Linked DNA regions of Homo sapiens: region 2 is linked to region 1. The links are chromatin contacts, found by Hi-C or POLR2A ChIA-PET in ENCODE. All regions are on one chromosome and are shown on one strand. Each heading gives the region's core, a stretch centred on a gene start or an enhancer-like site at or near the end of the contact. The rest is flanking DNA. Distances are from core to core; before and after follow the strand shown.

The links. A loop is a pair of places that touch in the nucleus more often than their neighbours do. ChIA-PET counts read pairs that join two places held with the same protein, here RNA polymerase II (POLR2A). Pooled maps may share reads with other maps.
Region 2: a loop to region 1 is called in a pooled map, with 2.5 times the contacts of the local background. The contact joins the enhancer-like site here to the promoter of OSTN-AS1 in region 1. A Hi-C loop is called at or near these places in 2 of 37 single-sample maps with no recorded cell type and 4 of 50 pooled maps. POLR2A ChIA-PET finds 5 or more read pairs at or near these places in 4 of 52 experiments (A673, GM12878, OCI-LY7 and 1 more).

What each region holds. Positions count from the first base shown.
Region 1 is chr3:191,230,268-191,236,335 of GRCh38, forward strand. OSTN-AS1 (OSTN antisense RNA 1) reads right to left here and starts at 4,338. Exons shown (of 6, transcript NR_133663.1): 1 at 4,305-4,338. The region is part of intron 3 of OSTN (osteocrin); the gene reads left to right.
Region 2 is chr3:191,265,749-191,272,525 of GRCh38, forward strand. It overlaps UTS2B (urotensin 2B), which reads right to left. Exons shown (of 9, transcript NM_198152.5): 9 at 1,420-2,693. The coding sequence ends at 2,668. Among named protein-coding and RNA genes, the nearest start is that of OSTN-AS1, 35 kb to the left of the region's middle. RefSeq lists an enhancer at 3,535-3,644. Within about 2 kb of position 3,648, at least 2 of the 41 ENCODE cell types and tissues checked have a DNase peak (open chromatin) inside an H3K27ac peak, as active enhancers do; they include GM12878, where a contact is called at or near this core.

The sequences.
Region 1 (6,068 bases), core at 3,088-5,587:
TTAAGGGCACATTCTTGGCTGGGCACGGTGGCTCACACCTGTAATCCCAACACTTTGGTAGGCAGAGGCGGGCAGATCACCAGGTCAGGAGATCGAGACCATTCTGGTCAACATGATGCAACCCTGTCTCTACTAAAATACAAAAAATTAGCTGGGCATGGTGGTGGGCGCCTGTAGCCCCAGCTACTCAGGAGGCTGAGGCAGGGAAATCGCTTGAACGTGGGAGGTGGAGGTTGCAGTGAGCTGAGATCGGGCCACTGCACTCCAGTCTGGTGCCAGAGCAAGACTCCGTCTCAAAAAAAAAAAAAAAAAAAAAAAAAGACACATTCTTAAAAGGGCTAAGTAGCATGAGAACTCACTATCAGGTGATAAGAATAAGAAATGGGACAAGAAATGAAATTGGGAAGGAGAGTTGGGGTCACAAAGGAATGTTGCATTCTGCAACCATTCATATTGCTGCCCTCTGGAACGTGCAGTGCAGAACCCATATAACGTTAATCAACATCCCTGGAGCTAGATTGCAAAGGTTTCATCCAATGCTGTATAAAGCAAGAAAAGAATTTAGTAAAATAATTGATGACCCTAGGAAATTAAAAATGAACTATTTCTTTTCCTTTTTTCTCTCCTTTACCTTCACCTCCAACTATTTCGAGAAGTTTGGCAGTGTTAAGGAGCATGAGGCATTTGCACAGAAGCTCATCTACGGGCTTCGGAAGTTGAGAATCCCTCCGAATGCATACTCTTTAGTCTTCTATATTTTTATTTTTTATAGTTGATAATTTATGCATTCAAGTTAAATTCCAAGGACACTTCCTCTGAGATTTTTTGGCAGCATTTTTTTAAATACAGGAATTCCTCTTTTTGTTCTGAAAGCAAATCTGAAACTTGTTTTGTATATTCCAGAAGTAGAAAACAATGAAAGACAAATAATAGTTATTGCATAAAATATTTCTATAGACATTTCTGAGTTTTAGTTAAAAACAATTTCAGACTTATTTTGAGGTGTAATGATACTTCAAACATAATACAGTGTTAAAATTTTCTGTCATCTGTTACCAAGGCTTCAGCGTCATTAAAAAAATCACACATATATATATATATCACATATATATAAACCACAAGACTAAAATGTGACGTATTTAGTAACAAGAATGTATAGCTTGCAATTTTGCAAACTTTTCATAAAAATAAAATTTTATAAAAATTATAATAATTTTGCTTAGGAGAGCTGTACTGAGGGTTATTTACTGCTATTTTTTCAAATTCTATGAGACAAGAATTTTACTGCTTCCTTATGTGTTGTTAGATCTTTCACAAGACCAGGAATTATTTGTTAGTGTTATACGCATGAGTGTGCACAAAAACTTCATGAGTTTCTTATAAATGTCTGCGATTTTCATGTATATGCCCTCATGTTTTTCCCCTTATCAGGCACACATTCTCTATCTTCCCATACTTACTAAGAGAAGGTAATACATCTGAGATCCATTTTCCATACTCTGTGCTTAAAGATCACATACATCACTTAATTCAGGGATTCATAAACTTTGTGTCATATGTCACTATGGCAATTTGGGGAAACCTATGAACCCCTTCTCAGAGTATTGTTTTTAGAGTGATAGAATTTATGAGTTCAAAGGTTAGCCACTGTTTAGAAACAGAATTATCAAAAACAATTTTTTAATTAATTTGCAATAAAACATATACATAAAATATTTTAAATATTATATTTATTAATACCTAAAATAAGATGTAAAGATATGTCTGCAAACAATAGCTGTGGCTGGGTGCGGTGGCTCATGCCTGTAATTCCAGCACTTGGGGAGGCCGAGGCAGGCAGAGCACCTGAGGTTAGGAGTTCGTGACCAGCCTGGCCAACGTGGTGAAATCCCGTCTCTACTGAAAATACAAAAATCAGCCAGGCGTGGTGGCACTCAACTGTAATCCCAGCTACTCGGGAGGCTGAGGCATGAGAATCGCTTGAACACGTGGGAGGCGGAGGTTTCAGTGAGCCAAGATTGTGCCACAGCACTCCAGCCTGGGTGACAGAGGGAGACTCTGTCTAAAAAAAAAAAAAAAAAAAAAAAAAAAAAATTGTTGTAACTAGTGCAGAACATAACCATTTCAAAGCATCTGTGATAATTAAAATGTGCTTTGAAAGTATTTGTGATTTATATGAGTAACAATGTTCAGACACAACTATTACTATTATTTTTTTCTATATTCATAAAGTAAATGCTATATATATATATATAAAATTATGTTTATTTTTATTTTTATTTTTTGAGATGGAGTCTCACTCTGTTGCCTAGGCTGAAGGGCAGTGACTAAATCATTTTTTTTTTTTTTTGAGACGCAGTTTTGCTCTTGTTGCCCAGGCTGGAGTGCAATGGTGAGATCTCGGCTCACTGCTCCCTCCACCTCCCAGTTTCAAGTGATTCTCCTGCCTCAGCCTCCCAAGTAGCTGGGATTATAGGCATGGGATTATAGGTGCCTGCCACCACACCTGGCTAATTTTTGTATTTTTAGTAGGGACTGTGTTTCTCCATGTTGGCCAGCCTGGTCTCGAGCTCCTGGCCTCAAGTGATCTGCCCACCTCTGCCTTTCAGAGTGCTGGGATTACTGGTGTGAGCCACTGCGTTCGGTCATAAATGCTATCTTTCATTTACAGGTTAATGGAACTAAAGATGTAACCCTTTCCCATCTACACGTATAGGCCCCTGAATTATATTGCTCCATAATCCCAGATTTTAAAACTCTGAGTCACCAGGGTACAAAACATATTATTTAATTCTATATTACTATAAAATATCAGAAAAGAAAAAGGAAATTAACTCTACTTTCAAAAAGGTCCACCAGGAGATGGAAACAAAAAAATTCATGAAAGCTAGGGAAAACAAAAATGAAAAGAAACAAATATAAAAAGCTAAACAGGGAAAACCCTATATCAGGTCATATTAACTTGAAATAAAGAACCACCTGTTGTTTCCTATTTTGTATTGCTTAACACATTTTTACCTGAATAGGACACTAGCTTCATTTTCTGATTCATGTGCAAATTACTTCAATTCTCCGGGCAACACTAACTCAACTATACTTTGAAGCCCAAAATATTTTTCTCATTTCCATTCACTTGTTTAAAGTCTGAAGTTACCATTTTATTTCTGTTTTCTTTTTTTCGTTTTTTGAGACAGAGTCTTGCTCTGTCACCCAAGCTGGAGTGCAGTGGCAAAATCTCAGCTCACTGCAACCTCCACATCCCGGGTTCTAGCGATTCTCCTGCCTCAGCCTACCAAGTAGCTGGGACTCCTGATCTCAAGTGATCTGCCTGCCTCAACCTTCCAAAGTGCTAGGATTACAGGCATGAGCTACCACGCCCTGACTTTTTTCTGGAAGAATAGTATCTACTATCTGACTGACTCTTTAACATTAGAAGATATTGACGGCCAGGCACTGTGGCTCATGCCCTTAATCCCAGCACTTTGGGAGGCCGAGGCAGGCAGATCATCTGAGGTTGGGAGTTTGAGACCAGCATGACCAACATGGTGAAACACCATCTCTACTAAAAATACAAAATTTGCTGGGTGTGGCGGCGCATGCCTGTGATCCTAGCTACTTGGGGGCTGAGGCAGGAGAATCACTTGAGCCCAGGAGGCGGAGGTTGCAGTTAGCTGAGATCACACCATTACACTCCAGCATGGGTCACAAGAGCGAAACTCCATCTCAAAAAAAAAAAAATTGATGATTGGCCTAGAATTTTTCTAAATAATGGTTTCTCTCACTCCTTCACACAACACTAAAAATGTCTTGCAAATAATAACAATAATAGTGCTCTATATTTGAATTCAATTACTATTAAATATTTGTACAACTCTTATTGCTTTAATTCTCCCATTTAATATTTTAGGTCAGTAAAGCAAGAAATGCTATTGGGTTAGGGTTCCAACAAGAAATAGGTGTCACCTTTGAAATAGGAAAATTTGAGGAGGGTTTTTTCAAAGGAAGACTATTTACAAAACTCTGGGTACAGGTAGATTATAATGGATGGCACAGCAGCCCACGGTGGCCTGAAAAGACAAGAAAGGAAGAGGTTTCCAAAAGTCAGAGAGTCACAGAGTTTCAGATGCCTTGAGAAAAGTAGTGACTTGGCCGGGTGCAGTGGCTCATGCCTGTAATCTCAGCACTTTGGGAGGCCGAGGCAGGTGGATCGCCTGAGGGTAGGAGTTTGTCACCAGCCTGGCCAGCAAAGCGAAACCCCGTCTCTACTAAAAATATAAAAATTAGCTGGGTGTGGTGGCACGCGCCTGTAATCCCAGCTCCTTGGGAAGCTGAGGCAGGAGAATCGCTTGAACCCGGGAGGCAGAGGTTGCAGTGAGCCAAGATCACGCCATTGCACTCCAGCCTGGGCAACAGAACGGGACACCATCTGAAAAAAAAAAAAAAAAAAGCAAAGCACAAAAAGAAAAGAAAAGTAGTGACTTTTCTTCAGGAGCATACTCCCGGGAAGAGGTCTTGCAAGGAGTGGCCAGGAGAAAATTATCCTGACCTCTCTCCTCCTCTTCCTCTATTCTGTCTTCCCCAAATTATCTATTGCTTGATCCACACCAAAGCCAGAGGGCACAGGAACATTTATATGTTCCAAAAAGATCAGCCTCCTAGGACTGAAAGTAGGGTGAGAAAAGGCAGCATACATCTGAGAGCAGAGGGAAGATAGCCAGCAAAATTATACACATTCTGTAGATTTAGGTCAAGAAACACTTTGCTCCAGAATATTGTTATTATACCACCTAATTGAAAGAGAAAAACTCCATAAGTCATAATCAGAAAAAACAGCTTTTCCTCCCATCCCCATGCATTCCAACCCACTCAGTGGTAGTTGTTGTTCCCTACCCCTTGAGTAAACCCAAAGGCAGGTATTAATGGCTCTACTGGCCACATCAAAATAATAAGAATCCCTATGGTTACTTGTACTAGAAAAATAACCATATAACAGTAATTCAAATAACCATTCTTATATGTGACCCCAAACCATGAATACTAATAAAGCTTCTCTTTTCCCTAGCTTGGACCCCATTCATCCTGGAAGGCTTCAGTGGGAAGGAGCTTGTGGCCAGTTTATATTCACAATCTCCCCTATCACAGTAGGCTGCCTTTTGTCTCCTCCAGAACTGGGGATGGAGATGCATGCAGAGAAGTAAAACAAAGTCTTACTTGACATAATATCATGACCTGTCTTTGTGCCCTCATGGCTTTGGTGAATGCTCAAAGCTGACTCATCTTGGAATGTTTCTGGGGGTCACATAACCCCCAGTGCGAATAGTAACATAGGCGTCCTTACCTCCAATAATACTCCTCTTCTGGCAGATCTGCTATGCCCCTCATCCTCACCCTACTCTCTCATCTTCTGCATTTGACACCACCATCAGCATCCTGATGAGTTTGCTTCCCCCATCAGCCCTGACAGAAAGCCCTTGGGGCAAGGTCCCTTTTATAATTGACCCAGGCTGACTCTCTCCACATGCTCTACATCTGCCCACAGAAAACCCACATCCTTGACTCTCATTACTGAAAGTGAAGCAGTTCTTGGTGCAGTCATCTCTTCAGTCTGGTATCAAGCCAATTCTCACAGCTTCTTGCCCTTTAGATTTCATAGACACTATTTTATTAGGTTCACCATGCTTCAATGGACATATTTTAAACTCGAAGTGTTTTTCTCAAAGCCCTTTCCCCATATGAAGGAGGAAGGAAAATGCCATTGTTTTTCAATAACTTGCTCCCAAGAAATTCTCCCTTCCTGAGCTATTCAATATGAATCCTTTTATTGGATTGAAGTTGGAAAAAACTAAGTTTGTAGCAACCTCCTTTGGAAGTACTACATAAGTCTAGCACCTCACTTTGGAATGCAAAACGAAATACTTCCCACATACTTTCTCTCTTTCTGTCTCTTTTTTACTCAGCCTTTTAAAGCCACAGCCAAAAACTGAGATAGAAAGCATCCCATTTTAATATTCTGGTACATTCTTTTTTAAAAATCTCTATCACACACTAAGAAGGAGGTATTGTTACCA
Region 2 (6,777 bases), core at 2,398-4,897, 35 kb after region 1:
ATATTGCTCAACTTGGTCTATTTTATTGTAGGTTTAAATTTGTTTTAATAGTTTACTTGTTTGTTTCATTTCTGTTTTGGGGGTTTGGGGTTTTTTATTTGTTGTTTGTTTGAGACATGGTCTAGCTCCAGGCTGGAGTGCAGTGGTGCAATCACAGCTCACTGAAGCCTTGATCTCCCTGGGTCAAGCAATCCTCCCACCTCAGCCTCCCAGGTAGCTGGGACTGCAGACACATGCTACGACTCCTGACTAATCTTTGTATTTTTTGTAGAAATGGGGTTTCACCATGTTACCCAGGCTGGTCTCAAAACTCCCGGGCTTAAGCCTGATCCCCTCCACCGCCACCTCAGCATTCCAAAGTGGTGGGATTACAGGTGTGAGCCTCTGGGCCTGGCCTTTATTATTTTTTTTTTTTTTAATTTTATTTATGTTTTTGAGAGAGTTTAGCTCTTGTCGCCAGGCTGGAGTGCAATGGCGTGATCTCAGCTCACTGCAACCTCCGCCTCCTAGGTTCAAGTGATTCTCCTGCCTCAACCTCCCGAGTAGCTGGAATTACAGGCATGTGCCACCACACCCAGCTAATTTTGTATTTTTAGCAGAGACAGGGTTTCTCCATGTTGGTCAGGCTGGTCTCGAACTCCTGACCTCAGGTGATCTGCCTCGGCCTCCCAAGGTGTTGGGATTACAGGCATGAGCCACCGTGCCTGGACCCTTAATTTTTTTTAATAGTTTAAGCAATATTATTCATTTTATCTTATAAGACAGCTTTATCTTAAGCACCAACAATTTTATGTAGATTAAACTGTATCTTCTCCTCCCCATATAGTAAAGGGTGGTATGTAGATTGATTTGGTCAGCTATCACAGAGTAAGCTAGCCATTAATATTCTTTCATTGTAAAGTTACTTTGGCAATATATCTGTGCCAGCACAGATTGTAAACAAAATTGAGGTTGAACTTCCAAATTTTAATTGACTAAATAAATTTGTTTAGATGTAAGCAAGGGCAGTTTGATGTATAGATGTGAAACAAAAGCTAATCAAGAGAAAGCCAATGAGTTTTTGGGGTTTTTGTTGTTGTTGTCTTTAACCACACTGTGTCTAAACTCTTACAAGAATGCTGAGGGTCTCAAATAGTTTCTCATGTTGTGGAGGAGGCAGACATGAGAATTAAGAAAACAAAAGGCAAATCATTTTTTTAAGAAAGTTTTCTTAACATTCTATCTTTAAGGCATCTAGTACTTTTTCCCCAGAGTTTAATAAATCTGTTTCTGCTTAGTAATGTATCCATTTGTTGGAGTAGTCTCAATTACCATTGTTCAAATTAATAGAAAAGAGAGGTGGCCAATACAATCATAAAAATGAGAAAGAACAATAATGCATATTTTCCATGTAACTTGAGACAATATAACTTTCCAAGATGCTTTTCAAAATGTTTTAATTAATAGTTCAACAGCATAGTCACAACAGGACAAAACTTTACATAAGCAATGAATTTATGGAAAGCATACAATAGATACAGCATTTTCAACTCTAGCTCTACAAAACCATTTTGATAGTGACATACCTTCAAAAGTGCAACTGATTAGTGATTATTCACAACATAAACCTTAAGCTTATCATAATTGACTTAGTAACAAGAACAAGGTGAAAAAATCATATGCATAATAAATGCCAGTTTCTTTATGATTGAAACAGCTACAATTTTAAATAGCAGAGTATTGCGGGATCTGGCCAGTAGCCCGCAATGCAACGGGGCTCTTTGTTCCCAGGCGGATCAGCAGGTTGAGAAATAACAGACACACACAAGATAGTGAAAGCTGGGTCCAGGGGGGTCACCACCTTCTGGTCCCATGGTGCCAACAATGCACTGGATATACCAGCATTTATTATTAAGTTTAGCAAGGGCAGGGGTAGGTTAATGAGGGATTTAGGGTCATTTGATTATGAGGTGAGATGGTCACATGGGGATGAAGTAATTCTTTAACATAACATTTGTATGTAGAAGTACAGTACATTTGTATGTAGAAGTACAGTATACAGAGATAAGAATTTACAATATACTGTGTGTGTAATTTCTAACAGAGCCTTAAAACAGAAACACAATCTTTCCATAACCTATGATTAGCAAGATATTAATCAGCAGTAACAATTGTAACAAAAGCTGGTTACAAACAATCCATGGAAACAGGACATGAAGCTAGACAACCGCTTAGACCAGAAATTCTCAGAAGGAAATATGCCTTAACCCTAAAGAGGCCTAGAAGAGCCATGGCAAGATGAGGACGTTTACAACCCTATCTTATCCATATGGACAGGCGCCTTCCATGCATCCGTTTATAGGCTCTCCACGAGGGGCGCATTCCATTCCCAGAGCTATGAACATCTGCTTTTCTGGGATAGGAATCTTGGTGATATGAAACCTCCCTGACTGCACGTCCATTCATAGGCTCTCTACAGGGGGAAGCAAGTGCTGTTGGCTCATTCTGGCAGTCCAACCTGGCATTGTCTTTACACAATCCCGCATGCAATTTTGTATTTACAATAATCAGGAGCATTTCATCTTTTATTCCACAGCAATAGTTTCAGGGGGTCTGCCTACAGCAGAGTGAGTAGATACATATATTTTCCTGATATTCTTATCTTTTTTTGCATCCAGAGAAAAAGCTTTAAACACAGTATTTCCAAAAGCAAGCTAAAGAAGAAAACAAAATACATTTTTTATTAGAAGTATATTTGATAAAACTTGCTCTTGAATCAATAGCTTATGTGTGCCTGAATGCGAGAGTTAAGTTTTTAAAAGGGACAGTCAATATTGTAGCTACTAGCCTCATGTGGATCTTTAAGTTAATCACAATTAAATTAAAAATTCAGCATCTCCATCATACTAGTCACATTTCAACTGCTCAATAGCACTTGTAGCCAGTGACTACCACAATGGACAGTACAAACTAGAGAATGTTCCCATCACAGAAAATTCTATTGGACAACACTGTTATAAATTATAATACATATAATACAGTCTAGAGAATTCAATAGACTGCCCTATGAGATTCATCCCTCTATTTTACACTTGAGGTAACTGATATACCAAAAAGAAAGTCACATAAGTAAAAAAGCAGTGCTAATGAGAATCTATCTGTTGAGTGAAGAGGAAGGAAGACAGTTTAAAGGTCACTTTGCAGACCACAAAATGATATTTAAATAACTTCATTTGTCATCACATTTAGTCCTCCCATTCTGATCATAAAATGATTCTTCAGAGAAATCAAACCAAATATATTAGCATTTCAATCTTCAAATATATAAATGAATCATTTTAAATCTTCTGTAGGTTGTTACCAATCACCTGACTTACAGTAGTTGCATCTAGCTAATTATCAGTTTCTCTAATTTCCTTTTATTTAACTAGCTTATAAAACTAAGCCCCTTGGGAGAAGGGCCTTTGATTCATTGTTGATCAGTGGTATTTACAGTGAAAAAGAGTTGAAAAACATATAATCCCTCATTGAAATGAATGATAAATTTCTATGTGCTTGCCCAGGTTTTCCTCCCCAAATACACCGTAGCCCCTGTGCTTATCACCACATATAAACAGAGTTTTATGATATCACTCAGAGCCTATTTTTCATTTCTTCAAGAGCCACAGTTTCCCTTAGAAGCCACATTCAAACCCTGCGAAAGCAGAAGTCTATTTTCAGACATTGAAGTGAGGCGCTTCACCCACTAATCTCACCTTCTTCTTTTTTTTCAGGTTTTTTTTTTTTTTCTTTTTAAAAGATGAGGCTTCTCACTATATTCCCCAGCCTGGACCACAGTGGCTATTCACAGGCATGATCATAGAGTGCTACAGCTTCAAGTGATTCTCTAACCTCAGCCTCCTGAGTAGCTGGGACTACAGGTGCATGCCACCATGCCTGGCCAATCTTCTTTTTATAGTATGCTTTGGAAAGTTATCATCACTGACCTCTCTGTCTTTTCAGATGTCTTTGAATATCTGAGTCTGGCAGAAGAATATAAACTTACACTTAGCCAAGACTTATACCACATGAACAGCTCAATTAAATATACAATGGAATATAGTTTGGAGAATTTTTTGGATGTGGTCAAAGGGAACTGTCATGAGTCATACTGGTGGCAGAGCCAATTCCCCAATGTTTATAGCGTACACCATTCATCATTTACATAAAGTAAAACCCCAACCAGCTTTCTGGTGTCACTTAATGGCTGTCTTGTTAACTCTTGTATTCTCCGTTTTTAGCATGATGCTAGGAGTTGGACAGCTATATTTGTAGCAGATGTCTATCAACAATATATTAAAAGATTAAAGAAAGGTACAATATTTCACAGTAAGCGTAAGTTTTTACTGTCTTAAGCTGGATTTCTGGGTCTATTTCATCCTCATATATTGTTATTCACAGTGGTTAGTCTCTAGTTATGGCAACAGCACTGCACTTCATGTATAACGTGGATTATGTTCAGCTTTGTCACCGAAGCTGGAGTGCAGTGGCACAACCATAGCTCACTGCAACCTCGAACTCCTTGGCTCAAGGGACCCTCCAGTCTCAATCTCATGAGTACTTGGGACTACTAGCATGGGTCACCACACCAGGCTAATTTTTTAAATTTGTTGTAGAGACACAGCCTCCCTATATTGGCCAGGCTGGTCTCAGACGATTGGGCACAAGTGATTCTCCTGCCTTGGCCTCCCAAAGTAGTGGGATTGCAGGTGTGAGCCACTGGTACCTGACCTACAAACATGTTGTAATATCTACTTTCTTAAAAATAAACAAAAAAGGTTTTTTTTTTATGCTTTCAAATCATTCTAGCTGATATACCAATTTTTTTTCTATTCCTTAGCACAAAATTCTTTAAGAGAATTTTCTATTGTCAGTGGTTCCAGTTCTATAGTCATGTTTTCTTTAACAAAAAGTTCACCAAACAATCCTTGGCAAGGCCATTAATGACCTTTCCTCTGCTGAATTCAACTGGAAGTTCTCAGTCCTCATTTTACTGGATCTATCATAGTGAAATCAGCCCCATAGACCCATAGAGAGTTGTTTTTGGATAATCAGAAATTGACCCTTCTGCTGTTAAAGCTTAAAGCTTGTATTTGTTTTAGGTGAGTTTCTTCCTCAGGAAATGACCTTTAGGCCTCCCAAAAAAAACTGTCAAAGGGCCAGTTGTGGTGGCTCATGCCTGTAATCCCAGCACTTTGGGAGGACGAGGCTGGCAGACATGAGGTCAGGAGATCGAGACCATTCTGACCAACATGGTGAAATCCTGTCTCTACTAAAAATACAAAAATTAGCTGAGGGTGGTGGCCACATGCCTGTAGTCCCAGCTACTTGGGTGGCTGAGGCAGAAGAATCGCTTGAACACGGGAGGCAGAGGTTGCAGTGAGCAGAGATCACACCACTGCACTCCAGCCTGGTGACAGAGTGAGACTCTCTCAAAAAAAAAAAAAAAAAAAAAAAAAAGAGGTATCAAAGAACTGAAACTCACCAGATCACCCCATCCAGACAATGAGATATTGGACCACTCATTCATTATGATTGCTTCCTTGCCTTTCTCACACGTAGTTACATTTCTTCCCTGCTATATTAACCCTAGTTTTAGTGAGTTAGAGAGATGGATTTGAGACTGAGCTTCCATCTCCTCAGCTGCAGCACCCAATTAAAGCCTTCTTCCTTGGCAATACTTGTCTCAGTGATCAGCTTTCTGTGCAGTGAGCTGTAGGACCTAGACTGAACCCCTGGTGTTTTGGTAACAATAGCTTTGGATAGACTTAAACTCCTTTTTCCCAGAAACAGTTTTTTTACTTGACTTGTGGGTGTTGCTTTCTTGCCTCCTTCTTTGTACCTACTCCTACTCAGCCTCTTTTGTTGACTCTGCCTCATCTGCTCAGTTTCTTCCCTTGGAATGATCTGAGTCTCAGTTTTTAGGTATCTTTTCCTTATATTTGGAGTCACTCCTTAGATGCTCTCGTCACAATGCCAAACAATATTTATAATGCTGATAACTGCCAAATGTATATCTCTAATCTGGGCTGACTGAAGATATAAGATTCATATTCACTAACTTCAGATTCATACATCTAATCTTCTACTCAATTTACTCCTGGAAGATTTATTAAATATGGCATAACAAACCCAAAATATGTGGTAGGAATACAACTCTTCAGCTATTCCTAAGACTTCTCTGTATTTCCTAGGGATCCCACATCCCCATTAAGTTAAATTGGGATCATGTGCATAGCTCTGGCAGTTAAAAGCATATTTACCTGCTTCATCTCTTTCCTATCCTACTATAGGTACATTGGAGACCACGTGTTCCACATAGTGTATGCATGAAGTGAAGGAAAAATGGTCAACATATGTAAGACCTCATGTAAACTCGGTCAAAATTATAGAAAGTTGCATCACTGAGATTTAAAGGCTATTTTATCAGCTTGCTAAGCATATCCCAATATACAGTTTGATAACGTGAAGTGAGGGTGCTGCTGTAAAACATACCTAAAATCTGACACAGTATCAGCAACTCATTAATGGCAGACAAGGAAACTGATATCATAGGTTTGAAAAATTAAGAGTTATTTTATTAAATGGCAAAATAAGTGCTAAAACTCGCATCTGCAACAGCTTGGGATTCAGATCATGTGCCTAGAGCTCCTAGAAGAAAGGCTGGAAAAGAGTAAATTGGCAAGCAGTATATTTAGTTTGCTGTTGATTGCGATTATCCTTTCCCTGTTCCTTTGCTAATTGTTGGATATGTATGGG